2 separate regions of the Mus musculus genome follow, and region 1 is linked to region 2. Evidence: chromatin loops called from intact Hi-C (ENCODE). Cell type or tissue: heart. All regions are shown on one strand. Region 1 overlaps Glra1 (glycine receptor, alpha 1 subunit). Region 2 overlaps LOC115485826 (a long non-coding RNA gene).

Region 1 (2,500 bases), 460 kb after region 2:
GGTCAGAGGACAACTTGCAAGAATCTGTCCTTTCCTTCTATTGTGTGGGTCGTGGAGATTGAACTCATGTTTTTAGACTTAGCGGCAGGCACCTTTACCCACTGAGCCATCTCACTAGCCTAAACCTACTTTATTCTTTTTTTTTAATGTTTTTAAAGTTTATTCTTTTTATTTTATGTCTATGAGTATTCTTCCTATGTTTGTGTGTATGCCTGGTGCCCAAGGAGACCAAAAAGGGGCTCCAAATGCTCTAGAACTGAAGTTAGAGACACTTGTGAGCCACTATGTAGGTGCTGGGAACCAAACCCAGGTCCTCTGCAAGGACAGCCAATGCTTTTAACTTCTGAAGAAGCCATCTCTCCAGGCTGGCTTCTCCTTGGAGCATTCAGTGTTGCTCGCAGTTTTCCGTGCTTTTTAGTTCTGAGTTAGAGCTGCAGATGTGTAGAGACCATTGACACTTCTGTGTCACACCATTATCATGCAGCCAGCATGGATGCTGTGTCATGCTGTGTGGTGATAAAGGCCATACAAAACGGAAAACAACTACTTCTATTCTCTAGCTCCTAACAGTAAGGGCACGTGTATGTTTAGCTGTCATAAAGTTTCAACTAGCTCCTAACAGTAAGGGCACGTGTATGTTTAGCTGTCATAAAGTTTCAAGGCCCCTTTTAGGTCCTGGGGCCTGGAAAGTCTTGGCTCCCCCATTCCTCTGCTTGGCCCTGGTCTAAAGCCTCCATCACCTTCCTGGCCACAGGCAGTGCCTACTCTGCCCACCAGCCCTCGTCATATGACCCGCATTCTCTTACTTCCACCATGAATGCTGGACCAGATGCAGTCATCGATCATAAATGTCCTGATCATTGGCCCTGTGCCTAATGCAGGATGCAAACCAACAGAATGAAAAGAAGAAAACTTTAAAAGAGGCTTGGGTGGACTGGAGAGCTGGCTCAGACATTGGGAGCCCTTGTAGAGGGCCCAGGACTTGTAGAGACCTAATCTTGCAGAGAGGGCAGGTTTGATTCTCAGCACCCACAATGGTAGACCACAACTGTCTGTATCCCCAGGCTCAGGATACCTGACACTCTTTTCTGGCCTCTGAAGGCACTGCATGCACTTACAACACAAACATGCATGCAAAGAAAACATCCATGCACAGAGAAATAAATTAATCTAAGAAGAAAAATGAAGGAGGCTGGGACTGGTGAATATTTCACTTATTGGAGAAATAATTTTACAAGGCTTTGTGCTTCTGCACCCAAAACTCTGCTTGTATGTTCAGTATTTGTTGCATTTAGGGGTTTGTGAGTTGGTTTCTTGCTGGGTTTGAGAAATAGGGCTTCCTATGCTTCAAACTGGCCTCCATCTGGAAGCTAAGCCCTCTGGGACTCTTGACCCTCTTGTTTCTACTTCCAAGCACTGGAATGTCAGGCTGAGCCATGGCTGCTCTCACAGAGCTTCCTCTCATCCTTCCTATGCTGCGGCCCCTTAATACACTTCCTCATGTTGTGATGCCCCCCTAAATGTAAACTTTTTTGTTGCCCCTTCATAACTGTACTTTTGCTACAATTATGAATTGTAATATAAATATCTGTGTCTTCTGACAGTCTTAGGCAACCCCCGAGAAAGCGTCATTCAACAACCCTCAGAGGGGGGTCTCGATCCACAGACTGAGAATTGTTGCTCTAATGGGAGAGGTAGCAGTCAGCAAAGGAATTAGACCCCAGTGGGATCAGAGCTCTTCCTCTGGGGCACTCCACACAGCAGCTACCCTGTCTTTGGGAACTCAAGGACGGCAGCTAAGTGGGAGGCTGGGGTTCAGGTTTGGAAGCAGAGGTAAAGCAGAGAGGATAACTTGAATTGAACCAAAGAAGAAAAGCCCAACATACTCAAACATAAGGAAATGTGTCAGAGTGACTGAAGAATAGTGTCACACCGAGAAAGGCAGGAAATAAGAGGGAGCAGGTGGACACACTCCAGGAAGTCTGAGGCCTTCTTTAGCAGCGGAAGAATTTAAGTGTCCTGAAGTCAGTGGCAGCTACTAGGAAGTTCTGATTAGAGCCAGGCACGGTCGCACACAGCCATAATCCCAGCATTTGGGATACTGAGGCAGAAAGACTGAGACGACGTCCAGCTTAGCCAGATGGTGGGAAGATTAAGGTATCCGCTCCTACACTTGGCCACTAAAGTGCTCATGGTTTAAGTGTTAGGATCAGAGTCCTAGCAACCTCATATGTGCCATAACCTGCCTGTGATCTCAACTCAAGGGAGGCAGATACCGGAGATACCTGGAGCAAGCTGGCCAGTCAAACTAGTCAAACAGCTGAGCTCTGGGTTCAACTGAGAGACCTTGTCTCAAGAAATAAAAATGAGGATCCAAAAAGATACTTAGCATCAACCTCTGACCTCTAAATGTATATACATACACCCACATGTGCATACGTGCACAGTATGAACACACACATACACACAAAACAAAACAAACCCACTGGCCCTTCAGTCC
Region 2 (2,500 bases):
AACACCATCGAGAGATGGAGAATTCCAAGAACTTTTCATATCCCAAGTCACTGTTGGACTTAGTAGATAACTGTTTTATCTACAAGGCAAAAATATATTCTTATGAACTCCAGGTACATGGCACATCTTCACTATAGGATCTCCTCATTCTAGAAATGTCCTGCTTCCTAGGTGATGTGTTTTCAAGTTCTAACCTTTCTTAGTCACTTTCCATGGAGCACCCTACTTTGTTGCTACCCGCCAAGCAAAGGAGAACCCAGATTTAAGGACACATTAAGATGGGGAAAAAACAAACCATACGAACAAAAATATAACAAACACACACATACAAACAAACAACCTCCCCACAAAACAGTAAATAAGAAGCTATACTATACAATCAGTAAGACAAAATAATTTCAAACAAAGCAACATGAGACAAATTGTCTACAAAAATACCACTGAAGTTGTTGTGTTGATTACTTAGTGCTTGCTGGACATGAGCTCTACCCTTGAGTAACCCAGTTAGTTACCCAACCCCATTGGATAAAACTACTTTTCCTTTGCAAAAAGGAATCATTTGCAGACAGCTTTTTGCTGAGGGGTGAGAACCCATATCCACTCCCCCTCTCAGTGTTGGGATTCCATCTAGCTTGAACCTAATAAGGCCCTATTGCTGAAGGCTACACATAAGGTTTTTGTGGTTAGTCACCTTTGTCTTTCTTCCAGGGAGTAGAAAGACAGATAGCTCAGAAATAAAGTGCTTGCCCACAAGCCTGAGGACCAGTGCTTGATCCCTAAACCCCATGCAGTTGTTGTATCTTACCCTCAGACAGATGCTCATGGGCTCCCTCAAGCAAGCTGGTGAGCAAAACCACTTGGAATCAGAGCTCTGGATGTATCCAGAGATTCTGCCTCAACAAATAATGATGATGGCAGATACCCAATGTCAACTTAGAGATTCCACACTCTGACACATGCATATTTACCTGAACACTATGTGCACTCACATATGTACAAACATGAGTACACCCAACACATGCTCTAGAATAAATCTGGCTAAGATCCCCTTAACTCTTGTCCATGACGTTGTCACTCCATCCCAAAGCTTCTTCATGCCTCCTTCCTTCCCTAACTATTTCATTCCATACAACATGGTGACCAGATAATGCAAAATTTGCATTGTTAATGCCAGCTCACTTGTCTGCATTTGTCCTTCAAGGCTGAGAAGCAGTCTGGCCTGAATCTCTGAGGATGCTCTGTATGGTCCAAGGAGATGGAGAGACATGCCCACCAGGGGGCAGGATGACTTGTCCTCTCTCTGAAGCTGGTTCAGTTCTATCAGATTTCCTATGGGCTGCAGCTGTGTTGCAGAGGCCAGTCTGACGACTGCCTTCCTGCTAAAGCTGGGGTTCTCAGCCTATGGGTAGAAACCCCTTTGGGGTCTAATGACCCTTTAACAGGGCCTAAGACTATCTGCATGTTAGATAATTACATTACAATTCATAACAGAAGCAACAAAAATTAATTTATGGTTGGGAGTCACCACAACATGAGAAGCTGTATTAAGGGGTCACAGCATTAGGAAGGTTGAAAACCACTGTGATAGAGTGATAGGTGGTCTGTTCTTTAGAATTGGGAGAGATCAGAGAGACATCAAATTCAAACCATTTCCGCTGATAGGATCTCTACTGAAGGCAGACTTAAACCCAGCCCCAGATCCCAAACTCTTTGTCACCTCCTTAGAGTCTCAAGGAACATCACAACATGGTGCCTTATTTATAGTGGAGCAAAGTAGGGCCAACTGTCTAAGAAATGCTCAGAACAAGGATAAACCTGGGTTGTAGCCAGTGCTTTAAATAAAAGATCACAGGAGGTAGCTGTTCTGTGTTGCTATGTGTGTGTTTGTTAGGGGGGACATTTAGTGATGCTTCAACAATGAGACCCACATTATATGACTGTCTCTCCCTCCCTGTGCAGCAGGCTCTGAGCAGCAGACCCTGGATCTAGTTTTGCCCAATCCATCACTGTCATGTTTCCCCAGATATATTTACTTCTCTAGGTCACCCCTGCCTCCATGTGTAAAGATACCAAGGAGCAAACTTTCAACTCGAGGAAGAAACAAAGGAAATCCAAACACACCCTTATATCTCTCTACCAACGGCCATGGCCTTGAAAATTCCATCTAGTGATCCAGTGATGGTGAATGCCTGTAATTCTAACAGTAAGAAGGCTCAGGAGTTGGAGGCAGGAGAATCTGGAATTCAAGGCCATCCTTGGTTATATGGTGAAACCTAGGCCATCCTGGGCTACATGTCCACCACATGTAGGCCCAGTGATGAACTGGCTCTAAATGGCTATATCACCGCTCTGCTTCCAATATTCTATAAGGAATATTCATTTGCCAATATTCTCCAAGTAGAATTATCTGTTCTCTGCAGACAGCAACCTTTTATCATGGATATTCACTTATTTAGCACAGTATGCTTGGATATGAGGATGGGTCATGGTAACTTGTGCT

Evidence for each region. Peaks named below come from ENCODE experiments on the same cell type or tissue, not always from the same donor. Only the 100,000 strongest peaks of a DNase experiment are listed, where the experiment ranks them.
Region 1: a loop joins it to region 2, with 11 times the contacts of the local background. A loop is called at or near these places in 27 of 42 quality-filtered maps.

What each region holds. Positions count from the first base shown.
Region 1 is chr11:55,515,896-55,518,395 of GRCm38, reverse strand. All of the region lies in intron 8 of Glra1 (glycine receptor, alpha 1 subunit), which reads left to right. The region is part of intron 1 of Gm12236 (a long non-coding RNA gene); the gene reads right to left. Among named protein-coding and RNA genes, the nearest start is that of Gm12236, 2.2 kb to the right of the region's middle. In heart, no CTCF peak of the experiment used is centred here; no DNase peak of the experiment used is centred here.
Region 2 is chr11:55,980,628-55,983,127 of GRCm38, reverse strand. The region is part of intron 1 of LOC115485826 (a long non-coding RNA gene); the gene reads right to left. Among named protein-coding and RNA genes, the nearest start is that of Nmur2, 59 kb to the left of the region's middle. In heart, a CTCF peak has its summit at 1,265 (motif pointing right); no DNase peak of the experiment used is centred here.